Linked DNA regions of Homo sapiens: all the other regions are linked to region 1. A link is a loop called in an ENCODE intact Hi-C map of the cell type or tissue named here. Cell type or tissue: endothelial cell of umbilical vein. All regions are shown on one strand. Each heading gives the region's core, and the rest is flanking DNA. Links, peaks and the distances in the headings are about the cores only. Region 1 overlaps LOC107984219 (a long non-coding RNA gene). Region 2 overlaps ARHGAP12 (Rho GTPase activating protein 12). Region 3 overlaps LOC107984219 (a long non-coding RNA gene). Region 4 overlaps ARHGAP12 (Rho GTPase activating protein 12).

Evidence for each region. Hi-C counts contacts between places; a loop is a spot of excess contacts. Peaks named below come from ENCODE experiments on the same cell type or tissue, not always from the same donor. Only the 100,000 strongest peaks of a DNase experiment are listed, where the experiment ranks them.
Region 2: a loop joins it to region 1, with 8 times the contacts of the local background. A loop is called at or near these places in 10 of 110 quality-filtered maps.
Region 3: it touches region 1 in a loop (3-fold over the local background); 9 of 110 quality-filtered maps call a loop at or near these places.
Region 4: a loop joins it to region 1, with 12 times the contacts of the local background. A loop is called at or near these places in 70 of 110 quality-filtered maps.

What each region holds. Positions count from the first base shown.
Region 1 is chr10:31,943,980-31,951,440 of GRCh38, forward strand. All of the region lies in intron 2 of LOC107984219 (a long non-coding RNA gene), which reads left to right. Among named protein-coding and RNA genes, the nearest start is that of ARHGAP12, 19 kb to the left of the region's middle. In endothelial cell of umbilical vein, for the core only: a CTCF peak has its summit at 3,829 (motif pointing left); a DNase peak (open chromatin) is centred at 3,812; H3K27ac peaks cover 1,266 bases.
Region 2 is chr10:31,832,715-31,840,175 of GRCh38, forward strand. It overlaps ARHGAP12 (Rho GTPase activating protein 12), which reads right to left. Exons shown (of 20, transcript NM_018287.7): 8 at 6,923-6,997; 9 at 6,591-6,605. Among named protein-coding and RNA genes, the nearest start is that of ARHGAP12, 92 kb to the right of the region's middle. In endothelial cell of umbilical vein, for the core only: a CTCF peak has its summit at 4,284 (motif pointing right); a DNase peak (open chromatin) is centred at 4,337.
Region 3 is chr10:32,000,529-32,007,989 of GRCh38, forward strand. All of the region lies in intron 2 of LOC107984219 (a long non-coding RNA gene), which reads left to right. Among named protein-coding and RNA genes, the nearest start is that of KIF5B, 52 kb to the right of the region's middle. RefSeq lists an enhancer at 2,150-2,965. In endothelial cell of umbilical vein, for the core only: a CTCF peak has its summit at 4,633 (motif pointing left); a DNase peak (open chromatin) is centred at 4,653.
Region 4 is chr10:31,859,258-31,866,718 of GRCh38, forward strand. ARHGAP12 (Rho GTPase activating protein 12) reads right to left here. Exons shown (of 20, transcript NM_018287.7): 4 at 2,138-2,401. Among named protein-coding and RNA genes, the nearest start is that of ARHGAP12, 66 kb to the right of the region's middle. In endothelial cell of umbilical vein, for the core only: a CTCF peak has its summit at 3,171; DNase peaks (open chromatin) are centred at 3,274 and 5,704; H3K27ac peaks cover 834 bases.

The sequences.
Region 1 (7,461 bases), core at 1,463-6,462:
ATATTTTTCTCTTATAATGTTTAAACTGTATCTTGGATAGGAAGAAGAACTATTACTATCCCCACTTTTCAGATAAGGAAATTTAGGAAGGTTCCATAACTGACCAAGTGGAACAAAGGCAGCCTTAGACTAATTTACTGATCTTTTTTTTTTTTTTTTTAACTGTCACTGCATTGGCCGGGCTGGTCTCACACTCTTGGTCTCAAGTGTCCTCTCACCTCAGCGTCTCCAAGTGCTGGGATTATAGGCATGAGCCACTGCTCCTGGCCTTATTTACTGGCTTGAAGCCCTGCCATTGCCACTGGCAGGCATGTCACTGAAGCCTGGGACGGGACACTGCAGTACAGAGTGTGAGAACAGTTCAGCTGAACTACCTTCACTTCAAAGCCAGGAGCCTGTATTTATTTATTTGTTACTTTTTTCAATAGATACAGGGTCTCACTATGTTACCCAGGCTGGCCTTGAACTCCTGACCTCAAGGGATCCTCCTGCCTCAGCCTCCCAAAGTGCTGGGATTACAGGTGTGAGCCACTGCACCCAGCCAGGAGTCTGTATTTATATCCCCTCCTTGTACTTGCTCTAATTGTATTCAGAAGAAAAGCTGTACGTGGAAGTGCCAACCTTTCAGGAAGTGGCTACAGAATAAAGTATGACACTCCATCAAGTTAAATTAAATTAAAATCACATCTGATTAAATCATTTTAAAAGATGAGCCTGGCATGGCAACACTTTGTGTAACCACCATAGCTTTGCAGTGAGTCATGGTGAGATGTACTCCCGGTGTTATATAATATACAATGAATTCTTTGAAAAGTGATCAAAATTTCCAATACACAGTATTAAAATAAGTACTGGATTAGGTAAAGGAACAGAGCCATTTTACTGCAGTAAGATGAACCTTTTTTCATTTGAATAGCACAGAAAAATATATTGCTGATCTTTTTGCTCTTCCTGGCTTCCCCTTCACATTGCTGTTTGAATGCTTCGTCTGGAATAACTTAAAAGAGGAAGAATTCCATGGTGTCGCATACAGAAGGCCTTTCTCTGGGCAGTGCTTGTCAGTTCTCTATGTAAATAGGGATAACAAAGACCCCAAGAGATGAACAGACAAAGGACAAAGTAGACAATTCACAAAAGAGGAAATTCAGTTGTTTAACAAACAGTGGGAAAAGGTTCCATCTCACTAGTAATCAAAGATATGCAAATTAAAACACTACTGAGAGACCCAAAGTGTTTGGTTGGTTGTTTTTTTATGACAATACAGTAATGGCATCAGTGTGAAAGCTGCTTTCTTGCACATTGCTAGGAGCAGTGTAAATGGACTCAGCTCTGTTAAAAAAAAATTGGCAATGATACAAATAAAAGACAAAGCATTAAAAATGTTTATGCTTTTTGAACTACTAATTTCACTCTTAGGGATCCATCCTAAATAAGCCTAAATATGAAAAATATTTTGTATACACTAGAGCATGCATCACAGTGCTACTATTTGTAATAGCAAAAGGAAAAACTAAATAAATGTGTGATATGTTAAAGTATGGCTCACTATACTGAAACATGTGAAGCAATTAAAATTGTTTTATGAAGTGTTTCTAATCACCTAGGAAAAGACTTATGTTATCATGTAATATGAGAGATGAGGTCATGAACACTATGAAACACCCATGAAAATAAACAGGTTTTTTTAAAGATGAAGAAAACAATTATTTTTTTAAAAAGTAACTATGAAAGAAAATACACTAAAAATGTTAATTTTTTTTTTTTTTTTTAAGACGGAGTTTTGCTCTTGTTGCCCAGGCTGGAGTGCAATGGCGCAATCTCGGCTCACCACAACCTTCGCCTCCTGGGTTCAAGTGATTCTCCTGCCTCAGCCTCCGGAGTAGCTGAGATTACTGGCATGTGCCACCATGGCCCGCTACTTTTTTTGTATTTTTAGTACAGACGGGGTTTCTCCATGTTTGTCAGGCTGGTCTCAAATTCCCGACCTCAAGTGATCCACCTGCCTCAGCCTCCCAAAGTGTTGGGATTACAGGCGTGAGCCACTGCACCCAGCCAAAAATGTTAATATTAGTTGTCTTTAGACTGATGTCTTTTTACTTTTCCATATTTTCAAGAATTTTATATTGATTCCTTAGGACATTTACAGTGAACATAAAAATGTTAGAGAGAGAGAAGAGCTTAACATTTTTCATTAGAGCACCCTTAAAAAAAATATTTTCTAAGGAAACCTGAATTGCTTAGATCTCATCTCTTTTTTTTTGTTTGTTTTATGTACATCTTCGCCTATATTAGATAGATCATTGATGTACTTACCAAAACAAAAGGAAATGGTCCTGCTTCCTATGAAATTGTGTAAGCATGTGCCCTAATAACCACCTTTGTTTTAGTTCTTTCCAGTCTATTTAAAATTCTGGTCTTTATCTGACAAGCTGGAACTTCTTTACTTCTTTTTTTTTTTTTTTTTTTTTTTTGAGACACAGTTTCGCTCTCGTTGTCCAGGCTGGAGTGCAATGGCGCGATCTCAGCTCACTGCAACCTCTACCTTCCAGGTTCAAGCGATTCTCCTGCCTCAGCCTCCTGAATAGCTGGGATTACAGGTATGCACCACCATGCCCAGCTAATTATGTATTTTTAGTAGAGATGGGGTTTCTCCATGTTGTTTTTATTTTTTCCTTAACTTTTTTTTTTTTTTTTTGAGACAAGGTCCAGGGTCTCACCCTGTTGCCCAGGCTGGAGTGAAATGGCAGGATCTTGGCTCACTGCAAACCCTGCCCCCCAGGCTCAAGCAATCCTCTTGCTTCGGCCTCCAAGTAGCTGGGACTACAGGCATGTAGCCTTGCAGGCATGCAGGCATGGGCCTGGATAATTTTGTAATTTTTGTAGAGCTGGGGTTTCACCATGTTGCCCAGGCTGGTCTCGAACTCGAACTCCTGAGCTCAGGTGATCCATCCCCTTCAGCCTCCCAAAGTGCTGGGACTGTAAGCATGAGCCACCACGCCAGGCCCATATTGTTATTTTTCAAAAAGAAAGAAAGGAAAATGGTAAAAATAATGATAAATATTGGTATTATTTAGTCTCCAAAAAGAATAGCATGACCTTTATCAGAGGTATGTCTAGTTCTCAGAAAAAGAACCCAGAGCAAGAGAAAATGACAGATATTTAATAGGGGGCGAAAGTCTTTTTACATAAAACCTGTCAAAAAAGAAAATCGTGTTGTAATTTGGGACTGTAGCCTGCTGTCAGTTATTTACAGGAGTTTGAATAGCATTGGGTTGGGTTGTATTATGCCACCTAAAATCCAAACCAAATAGGTGTACCCAGTTAAACAGACTTGGGAAGAGAAGTGTGAAGTGTCAGCAGGATTCTTGAAGTCATGGTGGAGGGGAAGAGAAGTGGCCTGCAGATTTCATCAGCAGTTCTTCCGGTTCCCTCCTTTTTCCTAAAATAATCTCTCTGAATTTATCACTTCTGTTAGGAACATACAATATGTTTTTGGTACAGATTCTACTTAAATATCAACAATTTTTCCACTCTGTCAGCTGTTCTATAATATGTGATTCTGAAAACAAACCAAAAAAAAATAACAAATACTGGAACGCTTTCTGCTTTTAAAGTTTGCTCTTAAATGATGTGACCCCTTTTATGATGGATGTTGTTAGCTCCAAGGGTGCCAGATTTAGCAATCCATTATTTATCCTCTTCTCCTGGGACTCATCGTTTTTCCTACATTACCACATTTCACGTTCACAGCCCTTTTAATGCTCACACCCTGCACTGTTTTGTGTACATTCCATTCATCCTGCTCAGCCATTATGGGTTATTGCCATCTGGTGGAAAAACAGGGTTGACTACCAGATGGTAGTTTTGAAATTCCGGAAGTGAAATGAAGTTGTTTTCATCAGGGAAAAACACATTTATGTCTCATGCATATTCTGGTGTTCTAAAACAACGAGCGTTTTTCTGTTCCATTGCACATGGGGAAGTATACAACGATTTCAGCTGCTGAACACATTAAAAAATTGACTTTCTATATACACTACACAAAAATCGTGCTTGTAAAAAAGTTAGGTCCCCTTTTTATTTCTTTTTTCTTTTCACTCTGTCAACCCAGGCTGGAGTACGGTGGCAAGATCACAGCTCACTGCAGCCTCAATCTCCCAGGCTCGAGTGATCATCCCACCTCAGCCTCCTGAGTAGTTGAGACTACAGGCTCACGCCAACACAACTGGCTAATTTTTTTAAAATTTTTGTAGAGACGGGGTCTCACTACATTGTCCAGGCTGGTCTCAAACTTCTGGGTTCAAGTGATCCTCCCTCCTTGTCCTCCCAAAATGCTGGGATTATAGGCGTGAGCCACCGTGCCCAGCTGTCCACCTTTTTAAGTAATCCTGTGATCATAAAACAAAAATGACAAAACAAAATAGAGCTAAAATGTCTCAACTGCTTATCCCTTCACTAGGAAAAAATGCAGTATTAGATGTTTTCTACTTTTAAGTTCTATTATATAATAGCACACTTGAGTCATTAAGCAATTTTAGGGTATTAGTTCTTAAAATGAGATTCATTCACATTCAAAATTTAGCATAGTCTTCAAAGTGACAGGATGAATATTAGTCCAAAATGACTTAGGAGTTTCTCTTTCTCAAATTGTCATAAAATTTACTAACACTGTTACAATCCTTTAACATCTAAATTAGGCCAGGTACAATGGCTCATGCCTGCAGTGCCAACAATTTTAGAGGCCAAGGTGAGGAGATTGCTTGAGCCCAGGAGTTCAAGACCAGCCTGAGCAACATAGCAAGATCCTGTCTCTACAAAACATTTTTTTTTAATTTTTAAAGAAAAATAAAAATCTAAATAAAATGAGGTAGTAGGCCTGAGCTCCTCAAAACTATCAATATTATAAAAGACAAAAAAAGGCAGGGGGGGTGTGGTCAGGGACGGTGGCTCGCGCCTGTAATCCCAGCACTTTGGGAGGCCAAGGCGGGCAGATCACTTGAGGTCAGGAGTTCAAGACCAGGCTGGCCCACGTGGTGAAACCCTGTCTCTACTAAAAATACAAAAATTAGCTGTGTGTGGTGGCACGTGCCTGTAATCCCAGCTACTCGGTAGGCTGAGGCAGGAGAATGGCTTGAACCCAGGAGGCAGAGGTTGCAGTGAGCTAAGATTATGCCACTGCATTCCAGCATGGGTGACAGAGCAAGTAAGACTCTGTCTCAAAAAAAAAAAAAAAGGCGGGGATTTTCACAGTCTGTTCAGGCTTTTATAACAAAATACCATAAACTAGGTGGCTTACCAACAAGAGAAATTTATTTATCACAGTACTGGAGTCTGAGAAGTCCAAGATCAAGTTCCCAGCAGATAGCAGGGAATTGGTGGCCCATGCTTGTAGTCCTAGCTACTTAGGAGGCTGAGGCAGAAAGATTGCTTAAGCCCAGGAGTTTGAGGCTGCAGTGACCCATGAGCACGTTACTTCACTCCAGCCTGGGTGACAAAGCAAGACAAAGCGATACCCCGTCTCTAAAAATGAAAATGAAATTACAAATGTTTTAAAGAAGGTGCCAGCAGATTCAGTGTCTGTTAAGAACCCACTTTCTGATTCATAGATGGTGCCTTCAGTTGGGTCCTCACATGGTGGAAAGGGCCAATGAGCTCCCATGGGCATATATTACAAGGTCTCTAATTTGGTATATGAGGGTTCACCTTGGGGTTTAGGATTTCAACATATGAATTTTGAGGGATGATAAACATTTTGACCATCACAAGGATTGTTGTGGTTAAAAAGATATTAATGAGACATAATTATCAACCATATTCTTTTTTTTTTTTTTTTTTGAGACAGAGTCTCGCTTTCTTGCCTAGGCTGGAATGGAGTGGCGCGATCTTGGCTCACTGCAAGCTCCGCCTCCCGGGTCCACGCCATTCTCCTGCCTCAGCTTCCCGAGTAGCTGGGACTAAAGGCGCCCGCCACCACGCCCGGCTACTTTTTTTTTTGTATTTTTTAGTTGAGACAGGGTTTCACCGTGTTAGCCAGGATGGTCTCGATCTCCTGACCTCGTGATCCACCCGCCTCGGCCTCCCAAAGTGCTGGGATTACAGGCATGAGCCACCGAGCCCGGCCTTATCAACCGTATTCTTGATTGGATTGTGAATCTAGAAAAAGAAAAGCTTTAAGGATAATTGGAGAAATTTGAATATGGGCTGTATATTACTATTATTACGTCAATTACATTTCTTAGGTAGAACAATGCTGTTGTGGTTATATAAGAGAATTCCCTCTTCTTGGGAGATGCAGGATGAATATTTAGGTGTGGAACTTACTTTTTTTTTTGAGACAGAGTTTTGCTCTTGTTGCCCAGGCTGGAGTGCAATGGCACGATCTTGGCTCACCACAACCTCTGCTTCCTGGGTTCAAGTGATTCTTCTGCCTCAGCCTCCCGAGTAGCTTGGATTACAGGCATATGCCACCATGCCCAGCTAATTTTTTGTATTGTTACTAGAGACGAGGTTTCGCCATGTTGGTTCAGGCTGGTCTCCAACTCCCGACGTCAGGTGATCAGCCCACCTCGGCCTCCCAAAGTGCTGGGATTACAGGTGTGAGCCACCGCACTCGGCCAGAACTTACTTTTAATTGGTTGAAAAATATAAAAAGAGAAATAAAGCATCCATGGCAAAATATTAACAATTGATTAATCTAGATGAAAGGCTTATGTATGTTCATTGTTCAGTTTTCTCAAATTTTAGTTAAGCTTCACATTTTTAAAAATAAAAACTTGGGAGAAAAACACAATTGAAGAGAATGGTCCATTAAAAACCTTCAAGAGAGAAGAAATCCTTTGTCAGCACATAAAACAAGATGCCACTGACACAATGGCTAATCCACTGAGTGCATTACTTTAATTATAGGCCGGTTTACCTTATTACTAGACATCAGACTATATGGAAGGTCATTCAGTAGGATCAAAAAACATAAGTAGTTTCTACTTCCGGCCATGATGGAACAACAAGAATTGGATTTACCTTCCTACCTTAACCAGGAAACTGGATAAAAATACATGAAACACCGGTTTCCAGACATTGGACAACAGGAAGCTCAGGACAGTATTTCCTAGGAGAAGGAAAACAAATGAGATGAACCCTATCTTTGTCCCAGCTTACTGTCTAGAGAGTGTCTAGGCTGTAGCTCATGGAGGGGAAAATGCAAACAGTAAAATAAGTAGATGAAAAGTCTGTCAATAGAAATAAACCTTGAAATGGCACATATGATAAAGTTAATAAAGACATTAAAACAATTAAAGAACCATGACAAAGAGATACACAGAAGATAATAACCTATGTTGAACTTCTAAATATGACAAATACAGAAATCTACACTGGATGATATTAACAGCAAACTGGAAACCACAGGAAAAAAAATATTAGTGGATTTGAACACACAGCAATAAAAACTATCCAAAATGA
Region 2 (7,461 bases), core at 1,216-6,215, 110 kb before region 1:
TACTCTGCTATATTTTCTCAATGTACTTTAATCAGAAAATATACATTTTTCTGCATGAGAGATAAACATAATATTGAGCATTTTTTTTACCAATGTCTGAAAGTTTCGTCTGGTCTGATAAAAACTGACATCTGTAGACAAAGCTGACAAACTGCTATGTCAATTTACATTTTTGGTATACTGGGGACTTGGGAAATAGCCCATATGAAGTTTTATTGTAATTTTTTCATAAAGCACAGCTTAAATCTCCTTAGATACGCAAGTTTGATATTTTTCGTAAGAACTATGTTGCTCCTCAACAAAAACATTAATAACACAATTGTAAGTATGTGTGAGATTTTTTTTTTTTCTTTTTCTCATAAACCTTCATGTTGAGGGCTGACTTTCAACAGATCACAGCAAGGCAGCTGCATAAGATGTTAAAGAAGAACATTTTTAATTTGCCGCCTGCACCCCTCAAAAGCAGGGAGAAAACAATCTTTCCATCATATGGGAACTAAGTAACAACATTAATCTGAGTGGATGGGCACTGATTACTTAAGCTAGGGAACTCAGCAATTGGAAAGGCAGAGAGGTGGGAATTAAGCCCATTTTAAAAATGCCACAGCTGAATTTGTATTAAAAAAAAAAAAAAGCAGAGGCAGGAAGGAAACACAGGCATCAAAACAGGAAGAAAAATGGATGGCATAGCAGTAGTGATAGACAGCCTAAGCCTAAGGATGAGAGGGAGAGTCTAGATCAGGGATTCTCACCCAAATCAACGGATAGACTGAAACTGGAACATAACTGAGCATGTATATATGCATCACTCAAAGAAAAGGTCCAGAACTTTCACCAAATGGTCACAGGGATCAAGACCCAAGTACTAATGCTCTATTAATCACTCTAACTTGAACATAAAGAACAAAATTTGCTACACCCAAAACGTACAAATACAAAGAACAATTCCCATGCAATGTGATACATGCTATGAGAAAGCTATGCCTAACTCAACCTGGGAGAGAAAGACATCAGACAGCCTCCTGGGGAACTTGACACTTGAACTAAGGAACAGGAGTCAGCTAGACTGAAACAGCAGGAGATAAAAACAACCAACAGTGAAAGGCACAGGGGCTAAAGACAGCATTTCATATTTGAAGGATTTTAAATTCCCCCAAGTATTGGGTGAGGTGGAGAAGTGGCAAGAAATGAGGTAGCAGAAAGAATGCACTAAGAAAGGGTAGCATGACCAGGAACCAACTAGAATACTATTTTAATCATTACTATAAGAGATGATAAAGACCTGAATGTGGTGGCAGTGACAGAGAAAAGGGGCCCAATTTGACAGATTCAGAAGACAAAATTGACAGGGACTTTTGCTAGGGTGAGAGCAAAGATCTTGGGGAAACTGTCAAGCTTGAGCAACTGGGTAGCTGGTAATATCTCCACTTCAATGTTACTTTAGGGCTTTTCCTGACCACTTTTAAGTAAACTTCCCACTATTTATGACTGCCTCAGTTTGTTTGCCTTATTGTACTTACTACAGACTAAATGTTTGTGTCCCTCAAAATTTGTACGTTGAAATCTAATCTCAAATGTAATGATACCTGGAGGTGGGGCCTTTGGGAGATGATCAGGTCATGAAGGTGAAGCCCACATGAATCTAATTAGTGCCCTTATAAAAGGGAACCCTTGTTATTTCTGCCATGTGAGGACACAGCAAAAAGGAACCATCTATGAACCAGGAAGGTGCCCTCACCAGACAGTGAATTTATCAATGCCTTGATCTTGGACTCCTCAGCCACCAGAACTGTGAGAAATAAATTTCTGTTGTTTATAAGCCACTCAGTTTATATTTTTGCTATACCAGCCCCAATGGACTAAGACACCCTTAATGCAAAGTACAATTGTGTATTTTTTATTACTTTTATTACTTCATTATCCACTCCATTAGGCCGTAAGTTGGAACCACATCTGTTATGTTCATCAATAACCAGTGCCTAGTACTGTATCAAGCATGTAGTTGGCATTCAATACATATATGATGAAGTAATTTACCAATAAATTAACAGTACTATAACAAGAAAGAAATATGAGGGTCAATAACAGAGAAAATAAAGCTTTAACTATTAAATATCTAAGTTTTTGAATTTGACATAAAAATAAATAGGCAGATGGGTAATATAGGTTTGGATACACAAGTAAGAGTTAGGAAAAACATTTAAGGCAGGGCACGGTGGCTCACGCCTGTAATCTCAGCACTTTGGGAGGCCAACACAGGTGGATCACGAGGTCAGGAGTTCAAGACTAGTCTGGCTAAGATGGTAAAACCCCATCTCTACTAAAAATAAAAAAATCAGCTGGGCATGGTGGCAGATGCCTGTAATCCCAACTACTTGGGAGGCTGAGACACAGAATTGCTTGAATGTGGGAGGCGGAGGTTGCAGTGAGCCGAGATCGCGCCACTGCACTCCAGCCTGGGCGACAGAGCGAGACTCCGTCTCAAAAGAAAAAAAAAAAAAAAGAAAAAAATTTAAACAGATTTTTATTTCATACTATTTAGTATACTTTCTCTACATAATATGTGTCAAAATCAACCAATGTTTTTGTGTTGCTTACTAAGAAAGCTTCATAAAAAATATCTTAAGTCCCATAAAATATATACAAACTTATACATGAATATTTGTTGGTCTAAGTATTTGATACTCTAAAAGAAACTTTATATTAAAAATAAGCAGGAATGCTTTAATAAGGACTAGCAAATTATGGTTAAATTGAGTAACAATATTATTCTATCCTAATAGGCAAGAAAACAATAAACTTCAAATTCTACTAGGTAATCTGGGGAAAATTTCACAAGTTCATAATTACTTTGCAGGCTCCACAATTTCTAATTGATGTTGCATTCTTTTAGTAAAGTAGGTACTTCTCAATTTAGGCTAACAAGTGTGATATACCAAAATCAATACACCTGATCAAAATCCTTATCTTCAGTTAATTGTGTAATAATAAGATTTTAAAAATATAGAATAAGTAAACTTGCACAATTGTACCTATAGCATTGAAAAAACACCACTGTAATGAAACATCCAGAATGGGTAAATCCATACATAGAAACAGAATGCAGGCTAGTGGTTATCAAGGGCAGGGGACTGGGGAGGGTGAAATGGGGAGTGACTTTTAATGGGTATGGGTTTTATTTTGGGGTGACGAAAAGTCCTATAACAGAGGTGATAGCCACACACGTTGTAAATATATTAAATGCCACTGAACTGTACCCTTTAAAATGGTTACTGGTTAATTTTATGTTACATAAGTTTTATCTGAATAAAAATAAAATTTTTAAAGAGTCAATGGATATAAAAAGAATTAAACATTCATGTTTTTTAAAAAGGCCTTAGAATAGTAATATTCAATGAAAAAAATAAGCAACTTGTCCATTAATACTTCAAATCATTAAATTTTAAAATGTCTTTTTCTCTAAATTGATTAATGCATATTAATACCATAAGTGGACATACAATATCAAAGCTCAAGTTTCTGAAATGCATATTCTAAAACTTTACTCAGTATTCAGTAATTGGGAATTTTAAAATGCATATTCTCATAGGTACATTGGGACATATAATGAATAGCTTCTTAGATCAGCCCACAAAAACCTATTTAATCCATATTATAGTCAAATTGTAGACAAATATATTATTGACTTTTAAAAAATGTATATACTGCCTATTTCAAGCAGATTTAAAGGGACTACAAAAAGTAACAATCATTTAAAAATTAGAAAAGAAAAAGTTAACATGTTTAAAATTTATATTAAGGGACGAAATTTTAAATCTGGTGTGATTAAAGGAGATAGATGAGCAATCTGCAGGGATTTTTAAGGTGACATTAAGAACTGAAAATGATGATGGTATCATTTCCACTTCTAAATTTGCAGCTTCCTTCTTTCTTATCACTAAGCCTTTATACCAATCAGATTTTAACTCGCAAAGAAAGAGGGAAATATCTCCCTGTAGTAACTGGGTACGAGTGAGAAAGAGACGCAAGAATACCAGAAGCCATGCAAGCGCAGAGGAGGAACCAGAGGGCAGAGGGAGTGAAGAGATGTCACAGAGGGCAGAAACCTCCATGGGAGGGCACAACAGCATGGATGGAGCATTCAGGAAAAAAGGAATGCCATCTGGTGATGGAAAAACAGAACCACCTCTGGTAGAATTAACATGGCGGTTTGTTTTTTTCACCTAAAGGTAAAAAAAGATTGAAACAGAAGAAACATTGGCGAGGCAGTTCCCTGTGATGGCCATCAGAGGGTACTGTGAGTCCGGCATGGTCTAGCTGCTGTCAAACTTCAGAAAATGGATAAATGGGTGGTGAAATAATTTGAAAACAGTCCTTGTAACTGCATGTGCAACATTTAAAAACTTTGCTTCTAGGATTACTTAGGAATTCTCTTTTAACAAAATGAAAATAATGTATAAAAGATCTTTGTGGGAACTGTGCATTACCTACATTTAAAATAGTTTTAAAGGGTTTCCTACTTTTCTAGATGGACAGATTAAGAGTACTGTAGTAACAGTGCCTTAGATTCGTATGGCAATTCTTGCCAAAACCACCAAAATAATGTTCACTTTTATCGTTATGTAATGTTTATGTACCCAGTACTGTGCAAATAATGCAAAAGATAAGTAGATGCATGTAGTCTCTATCTGTCCTCTATTTAAACTTCTTTTAGGAATTTAAAACCTGGTAGGGAGACTAGAAGTACATATAATAACTTGCACTTATTCAATGCAATTAGTGACTTGAGAGTTCAGATAAAGAAGAGAACATTATTCTGCTACGTTAGTCTGACAAAGCTTTCTGGAAGGGTCCATCTTGATGGAGGTATAGGATTTAACTATGTATAGAAAAAGCAAGGCCCACTCTAGGCAGGGGTACTGCCTAAGCCAACATCAGAAGGAAATGTGTACAACCCCTGATTAGTGCCAAAAAGACCAGATTGCACTAGGGAATGGAGAAAGAGTTAGAAAAATGAAACAGTATCTGTGAAAATCTTTACCTCTGGGAAATCTGAAGTATCCTAATAAATAACAGTGTATCATAATTTCATAAACTAGAGAAGCCATAATAAAATTTTGTCTTTTAAAAAGCTTTAAGGTTTCATTTATTTATTCAACAAATATTTACTGAGCAGCTATTATATGGCACTGTGGGAGGTAATGGGGTAACTCTGTTCCTGCTCTAATGAAGCTTTACTCTGTCTGGTGGGGAAGACAGACATTAATAGAGAGTTGGAGGTTCCTATAAGAAATAAATAATGACAAGTTATTTTATGTAATCGAATAATATATAATCAAATACTATGAAGAGTATTATAGGAAAACTTTGCCTAACCTAGAGAATTAGAATAAAATTCTCTGAGGAAATAAAAGTTCAAACTAAGCCCTGATGAATGAATAGAAGCTAACCAGGCAAAGATGTCGGGGAGAATGTTTCAGCATGCAGAAGAAATGACACACACAAGGACCCTGATCTGAAAGGCAGGCTCCTTTGAGGAACTGAGAGAAGGGTGGTGTGGTAGGACAACAAGCAAGAAGGGAAAAGGAAATATGAGATGAGGTGGTGGAGGCACTCAGGAGCCAGAGCATGCACAGCCTTGTCATGCTCATTAAGAATTTTAGGGCTTCATTCTACAAGAAAACAGGCTGGGTGTGGTAGCTCACATCTGTAATCCCAGCACTTTGGGAGGCCAAGGCAGGCATATCACTTGAGGCCACAAGTTCAAGACCAGCCTGGGCAACAAAGCAAGACCCCTTATCTCCATAAAAATTTTTAAAAAATTAGCCAAGCGGGCCAGGCACAGTGGCTCATGCCTGTAATCCCAGCACTTTGGGGGGCCAGGGTGGGTGGATCACTTGAGGGCAGGAGTTTGAGACCAGCCTGGTCAACATAGCGAAACCCCGTCTCTACTAAAAATACAAAAAATTAGCCAGGTGTTGTGGCGCATGCCTGTGATCCCAGCTACTCGGCAGGCTGAGACAGAAGAATCACTTGAACCTGGGAGGTGGAGGCTGCAGTTAGCCGAGATCATGCCATTGCACTCCAGCCTGGGCAACAGAGTGAGGCTCCATCTCAAAAAAAAAAAAAAAAAAAAATTTAGCAGAGCGTGCTGGTGCATGCCTGTGGTCCCAGCTACTAGGGAGGCTGAGACGGGAGAATCACCTAAGCCTGGTGGGGGAGGGGCAGGTGGTTGAGGCTGCAGTGAGCTATGATGGTTCTACTACACTCCAGCCTGGACAACAGAGCGCAACCATGTCTCTATTTAAAAAACGGTAACGAAAAAAAACCCAGAAGCCATTGAAGGGGAATAGCATGATCAGCAACAGAAAAGACTGGGAATGAGTATAAATACAGAAATTAAGTAAAATTTCATCAGAGTTAAGACAGGTATCTTAACAGAAGTCACATGGAGGTTTTCCAGTTTAGGAGAACTTACAGTTAAGCTATATTATTTCCAATATTCATCTGGCACAGACTTGGCAATATATTTTACAGCATAGAAAATGAAGGTGTCTATGCCTATTAAGAAGGAGAGGATTGCTTCTTACCTTTGGACTGCTGGCCTGAGGAAAAAAAGAGTAAAGTATAATGTCATAGTATTGTCTGGGAATTTTATATTTATTTTTAAAAACAAATATAAGTTCATCACTTAAAAATATGGTATATAATTTAATCATGTAAGATACCATATTTTAAACAAAAGGGGGACTTTTAAATCAATAAAATCTGATTGTTAAACTTATTTTGATTGTGATTTTTTAGAAAAACCAATGAAATTTAATAGAAGCTCATTTAAACATTACATTAAGAGTAAATTAACTTGCTAAAATTGATTGAAATAACTGGACTACATTATAAGATATGCTTCTATCATACTAACTGTATCTTGGTGCTTTGGTGAGGAGGGAGAAGACTCATTTTCAGGAAAGCAGGGTTTTGAGGCAGTTGGAGATTCCTACAAGAAATAAGTAATGAAAAAAGTTACTCTATTTTATATAATTATATTTCTGCCTCTACTCACAGTGGGAGAGCTTAGTAAGAGAGAATAACAAATTTTTTCCTCGTTATTTTCGTTCTATATTCAGCTCCAAGCTAATAAGGTAATGATTTTAAAACTACAAACGTTATTAAAAGTTTATAAAATATGGTGCTTTTTATAGCAATTACAGTTAAATTTAAATAATGCATATGGAATTACTCAAAAGAAATGATACAAGCTGCCTTAAAATCATGATGTTATATCAGTTTGAATTAACCATATTAAAATAAGTAAAACCTAAACACTTCTGGATAAATAAGTTATAATCATGATACTAACTTGCTCTTGGTATGGTAAGTATAAATACCCAGGATTAGGCAAGGTCACAGAAATACCTTAGCAAATGCCAGAATGAGAATTTAATTTTAGTCAAAAGCTAT
Region 3 (7,461 bases), core at 1,671-6,670, 57 kb after region 1:
GATTGCCTGAGCTCAGGAGTTCGAAACCACCCTGGACAACATGGTGAAACTCTGTCTCTACTAAAATAAAAAATTAGCCAGGCGTGGTGGCCTGCGCCTATAATCCCAGCTACTCAGGAGGCTGAGGCGGGAGAATCGCTTGAGCCCAGGAGGCAGAGGTTGCAGTGAGCAGAGATTGTGCTGCTGCACTCCAGCTTGGGCAACAGAGTGAGACTCTGAAAAAAAAAAAAAAAGTGGTCACGATGGTAAATTTTATGTTATGTGTAAGACAGGGTCTTGTTCTGTCACCCAGGCTGGACTGCAGTGGCACGATCATAGCTCACTGCAGCCTTGACCTCCCAGACTCAAGTGATTCTCCTGCCTTGGCCTCCCAAAGTGCTGGGATTACAGGTATAAGCCACTGCACCCGGCCTTTCCCTCCTGGAATATTTTCATCTGTGGTTGGTTGAATCCACAGATGTGGAACTCATGGATATGGCGGGCTGACTGTACTTCCCAGGGAGCTTGATGGCAAAATACAATCTGAGGCCCAAAAAGTCAAACAAGCTCTAGAAAACATCCTTGAAAAACCAGCAGTTGCTTTTCCCGCTTCACATTCTTTGCATTCCCCAGAAGCAACCACTTTCTCTGTTCTCATCTCCAGATCTCCAGTACTTCCGAATTATTCATGTTTAAGCATTATCAGTTGTCTCATCACTAAGGGAGATGAGGACTCTTTCACTACCATCAACAAACATACACACCCCTCAACTCCTCCTCTTCCCAATAAGGGCATATCATGAATTTCGTTAATAATCCTTGTTTACATTATTATGACAACGACATGCCAATCACAACTGAGCCATGTAATTAGACTATGACTTTCCCTTTCTTGCTTATATGATTCTTTTATGAATAGTAATTTTTTTCTTAGTGTTCTTTGTACCAATCATTTATTCCACCCTAAACTCTCCAGTTTTATAAATCTCCTCTCAAAATGTTCAAATATATCAATTACTCTCCATTTTGTCTTGGAAGCGTCTCTGACTGGCTCTTGTCTGGACTGGTTGCTGTGTATGCTGTCACCTTGGGGGTTCTGTTCTTTTGTATGCCCTGCATCTTTCTTAGTTTACTCCCTTATTGTGGTTGAGGAACAGCTTCCCGATAAAAGGTACATAAGAAGTGACATTTTTGCTGGCCAGCACGGTGGCTCATGCCTGTAATCCCAGCACTTTGGGAGGCCGAGGTGGGTGGATCACTTGAGGACAGGAGTTTGAGACCAGCTTGGCCAACATGGTGAAACCCCCATCTCTACCAAAAATAAAAAAACGAGCCGGGCATAGTGGTGCATGCCTGTAGTCCTAGCTACTTGGGAGACTGAGGCATGAGAACTGCTTGCACCTGGGAGGCAGAAGTTGCAGTGAGCTGAGATCACACCACTGCACCACCGCAACCTGTCTTAAAAAATAAAAATAAAGAAGTAACATTTTTGGGAGCTGGTGTGCCTGGAAACCTTTTTATTCCACCTACCCTTACACTAATTGAGGCTGGAGATAACATTGCCTTGGAATTTTAAAGATATTGATCTACTTTCTTCTAATATCTGATGTTATTTGAGGCATTCAGATTCTCAGTCCTTTGTATGAAACTTTTAAAATTTTTTCTAGTTCAGGTATTCTTTGTAGTGAAATTCACAATGGCATACCCTAGTGCGGGTCTGTTTTTATATATTGTGCTGGGCATTGGAAAGCCATGGCTTTCAGTTTCACTAATGATTTCCTCTGCTGTTTCTTCTGTTCTCTTTATGGCATGCTTATTATTCAGATCTGAGGCCTTTTGTTCTGGTCTTTTCTTTCCTACTTTCCAGCTGTTCTTTTTGTACTACTTTGTGGGAGATTTCCTCAACTTCATCTTCTCACCCTTCTATTGAGTTTTTAATTTCTATTTTCAGGACTTATTTTCTGAATATTCTTTTTTTCTTAGATGGAGAAAAACCTTACAATTTCAAAACCTGAGGATATTAGTGGCAGTTCCTTAAAAATGTTTTCTTCTCCCTTCACAGTCCCACTTTGCTCCATTTTGGGTTGTGGGTTTTGATTCTACCTTTCACCCTAGAGGCATTCCTCAAATGGCTGGTGATCCTTGCCTGTCTGCACATATTGAAGAGGGGGACAATAAGCTGACTGGAAGCAACCGGCTCATAGGAGTAGGATTTGTTGACTCTGGCATTCCTGAAACTGCTGCTTCCCTGGAGACCCCCAATATCAGCTGCCAAATTTTGCACAGAATCTTCTCATCTCCTGGCTGGAAGCATAAGCCTGGCTACCAGCATTCAGACAGCCAAGTAGGGGAAAGTGCTAAGCATTAAATATTCTGAATACAGGCTGGGCACAGTGGCTCACACCTGGAATCCCAGCACTTTAGGAGGCCGAGGCGGGTGGATCACCTGTGGCCAGGAGTTCGAGACTAGCCTGGCCAACATGGCGAAACCCCGTCGCTACTAAAAATATGAAAAAATTAGCCGGGCGTGGAGGCACGCGCCTGTAGTCCCAGCTACTCAGGAGGTTGAGGCAGGAGAATTGCTTGAATCCAGGAGGTGGTGCATGCCTGTAGTCCTAGCTACTTGGGAGGCTGAGGCATGAGAATCAAGTGATTCTTGCACCTGGGAGGCAGAAGTTGCAGTGAGCTGAGATCACACCACTGAACCACCGCAGCCTGTCTTAAAAAATAAAAATAAAGAAGTAACATTTTTGGGAACTGGTGTGCCTGGAAACCTTTTTATTCCACCTACCCTTACACTAATTGAGGCTGGAGATAACATTCCCTTGGAATTTTAAAGATATTGATCTACTTTCTTCTCATATCTGATGTTATTTGAGGCATTCAGATTCTCAGTCCTTTGTATGAAACTTTTAAAATTTTTTCTAGTTCAGGTATTCCTTGTAGTGAAATTCACAATGGCATACCCTAGTGCGGGTCTGTTTTTATATATTGTGCTGGGCACTGGAAAGCCATGGCTTTCAGTTTCATTGGTGATTTCCTCTGCTGTTTCTTCTGTTCTCTTTATGGCATGCTTATTATTCAGATCTGAGGCCTTTTGTTCTGGTCTTTTCTTTCCTACTTTCTGCAGTGAGTCAAGATTGTGCCACAGCACTCCAGCGTGGCAACAGAGCGAGACTCCGTCTAAAAAAAAAAAAAAAAAAATTAGCTGGGCGTGATGGCAGGCGCCTGCAATCCCAGCTACTTAGGAGGCTGAGGCAGGAGAATCGCTTGAACCTGGGAGGTGTAAGTTGCAGTGAGCCGAGATCATGCCATTGCACTCCAGCCTGGGCGACAAGAGCGAAACTCTGTCTCAGTAAATAAATAATAAATAAGATTCTGAGTATAAACTTACATATCACCCTTTGTATCAGTCAAGGTCCAAGGGGATTGCCTTACAAATGGATACATAAAACTTTACAGGATACCCTAGGGTTAAGGGAAAGTACCCAAGGAAGGATCAAACTCTTAGATAGGGATGTCCCTCCCCAAGTTTGGGTTTCAGATCTTGCAGAGGTGTGGCTGCAGCCCACTGTATGGCAGGGACATTTGCTGGATTGCGCTGGGTGACAGCTGAGTCAGTCACCAAGGAACTTTCCTTTGAGGTACATTCAGGCTGCCACTGGCAAGCAGGGAATCATGGCCAGGACGGGCAAGAAGGAAACACACCATTGGGGTACACATGGGCTGAGGCTGGCACACTCCTCCAGAGTACAAGAGGACAGAAAACTGCAGCCACAAGCAGGGAGTGCCTCTCCAGGCTATGTGTGAGCTGAGGCTGAAGGACAGGCTCAGAGGGAGCCACCTGCCAGCTAGCGAGGTAGTCACAGGGCCAAGGCCAGAGCTGAAAGCTGGCTAACTGACTGCATACTCGGGTCACAGCTGGGGCTGAGCCATGCCTGACAACAGGATGGTAATAAGCAGCCAGGGGAAGCATGCCAGACCTGAGAAAAGTAGCCCCTTTCTCTTGTACTGACAAAGCTCAACTGTACAAAGCTTATGCTGACCATGCTAAGGAGAAATGCCTAGAGGGTCCTGCTGAATTATCAGAGCAGGCTATTGTGTTAGTTTGCTAGGGCTGCTGTTAAGTACCACAGACTGGGTGGGTTAAACAGCAGAAATGTATTGTCTTATGGTTCTGGAGGCTACAAGTCCAAAATTAAGGTGTTGGCAGAATGGATTCCCTCTAAGGTCTGTGAGGGAAAGAGCTGTTCAAGGCCCCTTTCCTTAGCCTGTAGATGCCATCTCTGCTAATCATCTCCCCTCTATGCATTCCCTTTAAGTTATATTGGATTAAGTTATATTGGAAAATGACTGCATTTTAACCTGATTACCTCTGCAGTCATGAGGTCCAGTCCCCAGGAGGAAAGACCTTGCAACAACCCAGTACCGACTACAATTCCCCAGTCCTGCCCTCAAAAGAATGATGGCCATTTATTCAGGTTACTGAACAATGGACAAAAGGGAACACCCAAATATTTTGAAGGCTGTTGGATACAGGGTCTAAGCTGACGTTGTACCTAGAAACCTAAAGCATCATCATAGGGGCCGCAGATGGAGGTATGGTTCTATTTAGGTAACATATAGTGCTCACATTAAAGCAGCACATGCTCTGTGGATCCCTCTGCTGGTCATTTCCGTGTCTCTGATGTCTAACTAGAATTGACACACTTGGTAACTGGCATGATCACTACATTACATCTTTGGCCTGTTGGATACAGGTTATCCTGTATAGTGACAAAGGCCAAACAGAAGTCTCAAGCTGCTGTGCCTGCCCTTCCCGTAGACATAGACAGGGGTATCAGCAAAGGATGTGAGGATCTTGTGTGACATGTTAATGCCTACCAGACAGTATCTACTAGGGAAGAGGAATTTAACCAATGGTTGACATCAGCCAGTCTGTCATCCGCCAGTCTGTCATCCATCGCTGCAGTGCTGGTATCGTGAGCACAGGAATGGTGTGGCCAGTGGGAGATGAAAGCTATGCACGTCCAGTAGCAACGGCTCCCACTTACAAAGGCTGATCCAATTACGTCTGCTGCCTAACGTCCTACCAGCAATATTGAGTTCAACTGTCCCTTGAAGAAACCAACTAGCAACTTGGTGGTAAGTTGAGTACATAGAGTCTCCTATCCCAGGAGGGCCTGCAATTTGTTCTAACAGAAAAATGTGAGTTTGCCTTTCTTGACGACAGAGCCTCAAGCAGCCACTGAGAGTTTTGTATGATCCACCAGCATGGGATCCCCAGTAGACTGACTGCACTACTGCACTCCAGCCTGGGTGACAGAGCAAGACCCCATCTTTTAAAAAAGCTGACCAGCCACAGGGGCTCACACCTGTAATGCCAGCACTTTGAGAGGCCGAAGGGAGTGGATCACTTGAGCTCAGGAGTTTGAGACCCGGCTGGGCAACATGGTGAAACTATCTGTACAAAAATTAGCCAGGCATGGTGGCACATGCCTGTAGTACCAGCTACTAGGGAACCTGAGGCAGGAGGACAGCTTGAGCCTGGGGGACAGACAGGTAGCAGTGAGACAAGATCACACCACTGTATTCCAGCCTGGGCAACGGAGCCAGACCCTCTCTCAAGAAAAATTTAAAAAGCATCGGGCCAGGCACGGTGGCTCACGCCTGTAATCCCAGCACTTCAGGAGGCCAAGGCAGGTGGATCACCTCAGGTCGGGAGTTCAAAACCTGCCTGACCAACATGGAGAAACCCCGTCTCTACTAAAAAATACAAAATCAGCTGCGCGTGGTGGTGCATGCCTAAAATACCAGCTACTCGGGAGGCTGAGGGGAGAATCGCTTGAACCCAGGAGGCAGAGGTTGCGGTGAGCCAAGATTGCGCCATTGCACTCCAGCCTGGGCAACAAGAGGGAAACTACATCTCAAAAAAAAAAAAAAAAAAAAAAGCATTGGAGGCTGGGCACAGTGGCTCACGCCTATAATCGCAGCATTTTGGGAGGTCAAGATGAGTGAATCACCTGAGCTCAGGAGTTCAAAACTAGCTTGGACAACATGGCAAAACCCCATTTCTACCAAAAATCCAAAAAAAAAAAAAAAAAAAATTAGCCAGACGTAGTAGCGCATGCCTGTGATCCCAGCTACTCGGGAAGCTGAGGTAGGAGAATCACCTGGGCTGGGAAGACAGAGGTTGCAGTGCACTGAGATCGCACCACTGCACCACTGCACTCCAGCCTGGGTGACAGCAAGACCCTGTCTCAAAAAAAAAAAAAAAAGAAAAGAAAAAAGAGAGACCCTGTCTCAATTAAAAAAAAAAAAAATCAAGTTCTCTGGCCATCAGTTATGATACTGTATTAATTATCCATCCCCTATCCTAGTTTGCCTGCATGAGTGTATAAATTTTCTCACTAGTTTCTATCACTCCTATATTCCCTTTTGCATCCTATTCCTTAGATGTGCTGCGATTTTTTTTAATTTGGAAAAAAAACTGTTTTCAAATTTCTCCAGGAAAGGAAAAAAAATTAATACAAAGGCTTATAGAGCACACCTAAAAGATAATAAAATAATAAAAAACCAAAAAGGAAAAAATACGAAACTAGTCACTACTGGAAGACAGTAGTGAAGCAGCTCATTTTGAAACTTACTTACAAATAAACGGAAAGAAGCATTTACCTTGTCTTTCCTACACAAACTATACACACACACCCACTAGATAACTATACAAACACACCCACTAGATAACTATAAAGTAAGAGACCAAGTTTCTCTACTGCAGCAAACAAATGAAAAAAATGCTGTGTCTGTATCCCCTATTTAGATGGATCTAGGCACTGATCATCAATAGTGACTAATAGCTCAAGAAGAGACAAGTACACATTATGTGCCACCTGATGGAATACCACCACCTATAAATACTGTCCCCATCCAACAAAACAACTATCTGAATCTGATTACGTCTGTGGATCTGAAACAAATTTATAGGAAACATAAAGGCCACAGAAATTCGTTAAATGATATGAAAGGGATGCAACTGCAGTATCTGGGAAACTACAGGGCAAAAAAGTTATTTTCTTCATACATTGCAATGAAAAAATTAGTAAGAGTCGGACTCTTCATTAATATATGAACTTCCATTGGATCTTGACTCAAACTGTTTACAAAAACTAAATATTTGAATATCAGGAAATTATAAATTTTTTGATGTGATAATGGTATTTGTTGGGTATGTTTTAAGGAGTCCTTATCTTTTAAAAATACATACTGAAATACTTAGCCCGGTGGTTCACACCTGTAATCCCAGCACTTTGGGGGAGCCGAGGCAGGCGGATCTCGAGGTCAGGAAATCGAGACCATCCTGGCTAACACGGTGAAACCCCATCTCTACTATTAAAAAAGAAAATACAAAAAATTAGCCAGGCATGGTGCGGGTGCCTGTAGTCCCATCTACTTGGGAGGCTGAGGCAGGAGAATGGCAGTGAA
Region 4 (7,461 bases), core at 1,019-6,018, 85 kb before region 1:
CAAGAGACCTAAAGACATCTGTGGACATTCTAATTAGTCCAAAAGGAAAGACCTAATGGGTCTAACACTGGGGATTCCCCAAAGAGGGGCTGACCCAGATATCCATTAAAGTTCAAAATGCCTCACAATTGTGAGAGAAAATAATTTCCATCCTAGAATTCTATACCCAGGAATACTATCAATTAAATATGAGAGGAGAAGACAGATATTTTCATACACACATAGTTTCCATTTTACCTCCCATACACAACTTTTCTCAAGAAGTCGCTGGAAGATGTGCTCCAGCCACTTTGGAAATATTAATCTTCATATAATTTGTATAGAGACCAGTAATTGAGACCCTGTATACATAGTCACTCCCATCTATTTACTAAAATAGCTAAGAAACATGTTAAAAGTTCCTATGTATACTTCAAATTCTTTTAGTCTATAATTTAGTCTTTTTCCTAATTCTCTAAAATTGTTAAATTTTACTTTATTATTGATACACTGGATAGCTTATTTTCAAATCTTTCTAATGTACAATTCAAATAAAATTTTCCTTTTTTTTTTTTTGAGATAGAGTCTCACTCTGTTGCCCAGACTGGAGTGCAGTGGTGCAATCTCGGCTCACTGCAGTCTCCACCTCCCGGGTTCAAGCGATTCTCCTGCCTCTGCCTTCCAAGTAGCTGGGATTACAGGTGCCCGCCACCACGCCCGGCTAATTTAGAGACAGGGTTTCACCATGTTGTCCAGGCTGGTTTCGAACTCCTGACCTCAAGTGATCTGCCTCCCAAAGTGCTAGAATTACAGGCATGAGCCACTGCGTCCAGCCAAATTTTCCTTTCTTGTTATAGTTAAACATGAACAATTTTTCTATTTTTGCTCTCACTTGAACACTAAAAACACAAATTATTACCAAACTAAAGCTATAAATAAACCAACTGAAAAATGGGACAAGAAGGGAGTTATTAACTACAAAAAGCTTTTGGGAGTCTGCTAAATACAAGATGTGTTCCCTGATTTTTCTAGATCCTATCTACCTGAAGTTTGCTTTTATTTGTACGAGCTAGCTGCTTTCTATAACAGCCGGATGTCCTATGCAGGTGGAGGGACTCCAACCTACCAAATGGCAGGATTTCACTCTATTCTACCAATCCTACCAAGTTACTCCTGTACGTTTAAATAATCCCAAGGCCTCTTGCCAGACTACTGAGATAAGTGTTTCTAAAACACAGCTGGCCAATTTACTGCACCATCCTGCAAGAGGTATGGAGGAAGGTGAAACCAGAAGGAGAAAAAGAGTACAGACACTTGTTAGAGAAAATAATGATTTTAAAGTGAATTGTTAGACTTAACAGAATGATTCAATTGTAGCAAAGGAATTATAATTATTTCCCTCATATATAAATAAAACAATGGTCTTGTACCGCTGACTGACAAAGAGAAAAAATGGGAAGTAGTCTGGTAGCCATACTAAGCCAATAGAGAAATATATTATTTCTATTTATTTTGCTGGGTCACATCACATTTCTATTTTTTTCTAAAAAATGTCACTGGACAGCCAGGTGCAGTAGCTCACGCCTGTAATCCTAGCACTTTGGGAGGCTGAGACAGGGGGACTGCTTGAAGTCAGGCGGCAAGACCCCATCTCTACAAATAAAATTTTTAAAAATCAGCCAGTGACATGTGCCTGTAGTCCCAGCTACTAGTGAGGCTAAGGTGGGAGGATCGCTTAAGCCCAAGAGTTTGAGGCTACAGTGAGATATCATTGCACCAGGGCTCTCCAGCCTGGGCAACAGAGCTAGACTCCATCTCTTAAAAAACTGAATTAAATTTAACTTAAAATATCATCGGCTTGTGCAGTAACAACTGAAATAGTATGTTCTAAGACATAAGGGGGTGCACTGGCACTAGACAACTTAAACCCAGTTCTGGAACTAGTACGCACACAGGTTAGCAGCTGTCCATTAGTCAGAGATTAGGAAGTAGCTAGCATTAATATTTTAGTAAAGCTTGGAAAGAATTTTTAATGATCTTAGAGATCACGTGTTTTAACATGCTGACAGTAAGAAACAAAACTATTTACTTCTTTGGTTTCTGAATAATGAAAAGAGAAAATCTGGTAACTTGCAGTTGATTCCTTAATTACTCATACCTCTTGATCCCCTGGATTTTGGAAATCTCCTTTGCTGATGCTTGCATCCCGAGTCCAACGAGGAGGTTTCCAAGTTCTTTCCTGTGTCCCTCTGTTATAGTAATAGCAACGCCCTGAGCTGTCTTTATGAGTTTCCCATTCTCCATTAATCTGAATTGCCGGGCTCCCAGGAAGTGGGGGAAGAGCAGACTGGGATATTTTCAGTTCTTGAAGGTTAGCATAGACAGGAGAATCTGGCCTTCCTTGATTTGGAGGTGTGGTTGCCTGTGAAATAAACATTTTTAAATTTCATGTTTAAACTGGTATAACATTTAAGTCAAAATTAAATGAAACAGGAGATTTATAAACAATACTAACTCATTTTAAAACATATATACAGGTGAATATATTCTGAGGAAATAATAATTTAACAGTTTTAATATTCATAGTTTCATTGAAAAATAAATAAAAGCTTCAAACCAAATCCAAAGTATGCATAATACTTTCCTTTACCTGAAACAGTGTGATGGACAGCCAAGAGCTGTGGGTTCTAATTCAAGATCTGGCACTAACAAGTTGTATGATATTGGGTAACATCACTTTACTTCTTTGAAAGTGAAATTTTTTATCTCAAGAAATGAGGGAATTGGACTAAACCACCAAGGTCTTTTTTGGCTCTCAAATTCTATGATTTTAGGCAATACTTTAAAATATAAAAAGTTTTACATATGAGTAGCACAGCTTTTATTATGAAAATTATCAAAAGAAAGATTTCATATTCTAAGCTCTAACATTAAATCAGGAACATAAGTGAAACATAAAAGAGGAATAATACTTAAGCTAAGAATTTACTACATTCTATTCCTTCTCAGGTATAATTTCTCAGAGGCTATAAACAAATCATTTAATCTCTTCCTAGCTTCCTTATTTGTGAATTTCCTAACAGTAGAAAAGTAAGAATTAGTAGTAACTCTGATTTACATGTTTAATGTTTAGCTACAGCTTTATTTTTTATTTTTAAATATCTCACTAGATGTCAGTCAAGAGCAAGCTACTTCATACCCTTTGTATAAGGGCACTGTAAATTGTATTAGGTTACACAGAACTTCAGTTGCTGAAGAAAAAAAACACACGTCTGAGAACACCTGCTTATGTTATGTATTTGTATTTCTGTATATATTTTCCTTTTACAGCAAGATTTCTTAACCCTAGCACCACTGACATTTTGAGACACAAAGTTATTTGTTGTAAGGGCTATCCTCTGCACTGTGGGATGTTTATCAGCTTCCCTGACCTCTAACCACCAGATGACAGTGGCGCATGCACACACAGACACACACACACACACACACACACACACACACACACACACACACACGCCTCCGACGTGACAACTGAAAAGCCTCCAGACACTGATGAATGTCCCTTGGGGGCAAAACTGGCCCTAGTTGAGGAACCACTGCTTTTCCCTATAAATCCTAGAATTATATTCAGATGTTCAATTACTTCTGAAATGTAACTAGAGTTTCATGAATGCTTTAAAATACTGAATTTGAAAAGAATACTGAATGGAAACACTGAATCAGTTTTATTGAAATTAAAGTGCTTTAACTTCTAAAAATATTTGTCTATAATGTTTGTGAGTTTAAATCACAGAATAAGCTCTGTGAAAACAGTAAAAATAACCCAAACACAAATACATGTTTGTGAAATGGTCACTGTTGGTCTTCTTACACATGGTAGTTATACATGTACTATATTCAATGATGCAAATTCGACTATTTTCCTTAAAACGTTAGCTTCAAATTTATCACTAAACAACATCTTTCTATGAAGAAAATCTATCCATGGAGACAGATATCATTTCTCCTTCAGATTAATTCCATATCCTAGTGAATGTGTTTTCTCTGATGAAAATAAATTCTGTTAATATAAAAATTCTATATGGCAAATCATGTCTCAGAACCTAGAATATCTAGAGAATATTTATTCAACCAATATTAAAGAAGTTCTTACTTTGCTCCTGATATTTGACTAGAACTTGGGGAAATAAAGATGCTAAGAAACAGCCATTTTCTAAATGATGTTTATGAACAAACTCTACTAAATCTTCAAGAAACAATTCCTGTTGTTTAAACAGTTTAAATTTTTAAAGTTTTTCCAGCTAGAAAAACCTGAAGTGGCCTTCAGCACAATCTATAAGGCTAGCATAATTCTGAAACAAGAGCAGAGAAGAATTAAATAAAAGAACACTGTAACATATCTCACTTATAAATATGGAAGAAAATATCCTAAATAAAACATTAGAAATCTAGCACTACATTAAATGAAACAAGCACAGATATTAAGAAAGTCTGTCTTTAGGAAATCTCATATTGTAATTCTTTAGATTCATAGATAAACACGATCATCTCTACAGACACCAAGAAAGCATTTGATAAAATTCAACACAGATTCAGGATATAACTCTTAGCAAGATAGGAACAGGTGACACTTCCTTAATTTGACTTTTAAAAATTATTAGTATTTAAACATCACAATCAACAAGACAGATAAGTTCTTCCATTAAAGTCAAGATTAAAATTGAAGTATATTATGGTCTATAAGGTTAACATAATTTTGAAACAAGAGCAGGGAAGAATTAAATAGAAGAACACTGTAAACATATCTCACTTATAACTAACTGCCAAGTATAATTGCTCTACTCAACACTGTACTGGATTTGTGCTAAGATACAAAAAATGAATTAAACTCATAAAATACGTAAAAGAAAAAAGAAACTGTCATTTGTCATTGAAATAACCAACAGTTAAAAACCCAAATCCACAAAAACTACTAAAAGAGTTTCATGAATTGGCCAGATTTTTGATTATCTAGTCAGTTTCCCATACATAAGCAATGACAAATTAGAAAATATAACAACCAAAAAATCTCATTCATAATAGGAAAAAAACTAACACAAATAAGCCTTAAAAGAAATGTATAAAATCAAGTAAGAATATTTGTAAAACCTTCCTCAGGTACCTAAAATTAAACTTCAATAGATAAACCCTTGTTCCTAAATGGAAAATAAAACCAACTTCATAAACATGCTAATTCTCCAAAAATTAACCTATAGATTCCATAAATACAATGCAATATTTGGCATACAATATTCAGTACACTGCCCAGTACACAGGAGCACTTAATGTAATTTGTTGAATGAATAAACAAACTAATGACAAACACGAACAAAAGTATGCAAACATGTATCTCCTCCAAAAAAGGAAAATTAGGGATTTGGAACCAGTTAGATGTGATAAAGAGAGGAAACTAAGAAAACATCCACGCTTCTAGTTTTGAAAAAATGATGGACAGTTGTGTCCCTTTTTAAGATAGAAACTATTGACAAATGAATTGAGCATCATGTACTCAAGCTAGGTGATTAGGCTACAAATTATGAATTTAAAATCTCCTTGCCTTCCAGAACCTCGTAACATGGTAAAGGAAAGTGAAACATGATAATAATAGACACAATGCTAGAGCTACACATGGGACACTGTGGGAGCAAAAAGGAAGAGACCCGGAAACAAGTGACTAAGCCTTAGAAATAAATAAACAGGAGTTAGCCCGGTAAAAGTTGGGGAAACAGCAGGGAGGAAGAACAAAAGCTAGGAAAAACAGCATGGTACTTTCAGGGAATGATGCTGACATACTGAGTATGTAAAAGGAGCAGCAAGTGAAAGGCCTAAGGAAAAGCAAGTAACAGCACAGAGAGTTTGAAGGTCATGTTGCAAAGCAAACATCCAGAAGCATTTAGGAAACTACTGAAGATTAAGCCAGGAAGTGCATTCTGATTTAAATTTTTAAAATATTACAGATTTTAGAGAGACGCAACTAGGAGGTTGGTACAGTAGTACAGACAGAAGATGAAGAGAGCTGCAATAGGACAAGACAGTAGGAATGCAGAAGCAGGGACAGATTCAAGAAACAATCAGAAGGTTAAATTAACATACAGGTTGTATGTTTGCTTATGTGAAGTACAGTTTGTTTTACCGTGTGTGTAGTTTTACTACAGTTAATGTCAAGATGAAGAAAAGAATGGAAAGAGAAGGGCAAACAGGAGTTACATTTAGATTGCATTAGGTTGATAAGTCTTTTCAAAACCCAAGTGGAAATGGTAATAGATTGTTGGTTATATAAATTGGGAACTCAGTTCCCAATTTACAAAAATCAGGGCTGGCCAGGCGCGGCGACTCACGCCTGTAATCCCAGCACTTTGGGAGGCTGAAGCCGGTGGATCACGAGGTCAGGAAATCGAGATCATCCTGGCTAACATGCCGAAACCCCATCTCTACTAAAAATACAAAAAAAAATTAGCCCGGCGTGGTGGCGGGCGCCTGTAGTCCCAGCTACTCGGGAGGCTGAGGCAGGAGAATGGCGTGAACCCAGGAGGCAGAGCTTGCAGTGAGCCAAGACCGCGACGCTGCACTCCAGCCTGGGCGACTGAGCAAGACTCCGTCTCAAAAAAAAAAAAAAATCAGGGCTAAAAATATAGAAGTCATTAATATACACGTGGGGTCAATAACATATGAAAGCATACAGAGTAAGTGCAAGATGAAATGAGAACCCTGGAAAATACTAAGCTGTTGCTTTATGAATTAAAATGAGAACATAAGTTTAAAGTCAGCATATGATCTTGCATAGTGATTTCTATTGTTAGCATAATAATTATTATTGCAATTAACATAACTAAAGAACCAGACTAAGTGATGGAGGCAGAAAGGAAAGTTAGAAGTAGAAGGTCTACCAGGAAAGAATAGCATTTGAAAGTCAAGAAGGAAAATTTCAAAAGAAGGGAAACTAGACAGTATCAAATTCAAAGACTTCAATACAGGGACTCTGAAAGAATCACTCAATTCAGCAATTAAGAAGTTTTTAAAGACTTCAGCTACCAGCCATGAGGATCTGAAACTACTTTCCTGCCATAAACTAGAAAAGCGAGTAAAATACAGAAAACAAGTATTGTGAGGCATTGTACAACAATCAGCTGCAGACTGTAATCTTTGAGAGAAACAAACAAGGTGAATCCTACCACTCCCAAGCTTTGTGCCGGAAGTGGTTTGCAGGAATCAGCCCAGCAAGGGGAAATCCAGAGTCTAGCAATCTCGGTGAGTGAACAGGACAAACACTGGGAATAATACAAGAAATGGAAATAATTATAAACACCATACAATGAGAAGAGAAAAAGTTGAAGGAAATGCTCCCTTTTTTTTTTGGTCTCAAGAGTTTCGCTCTTGTTGCCCAGGCTGGAGTGTAATGGCACAATCTCGGATCACCACAACCTCTGCCTCCCTGTTTCAAGC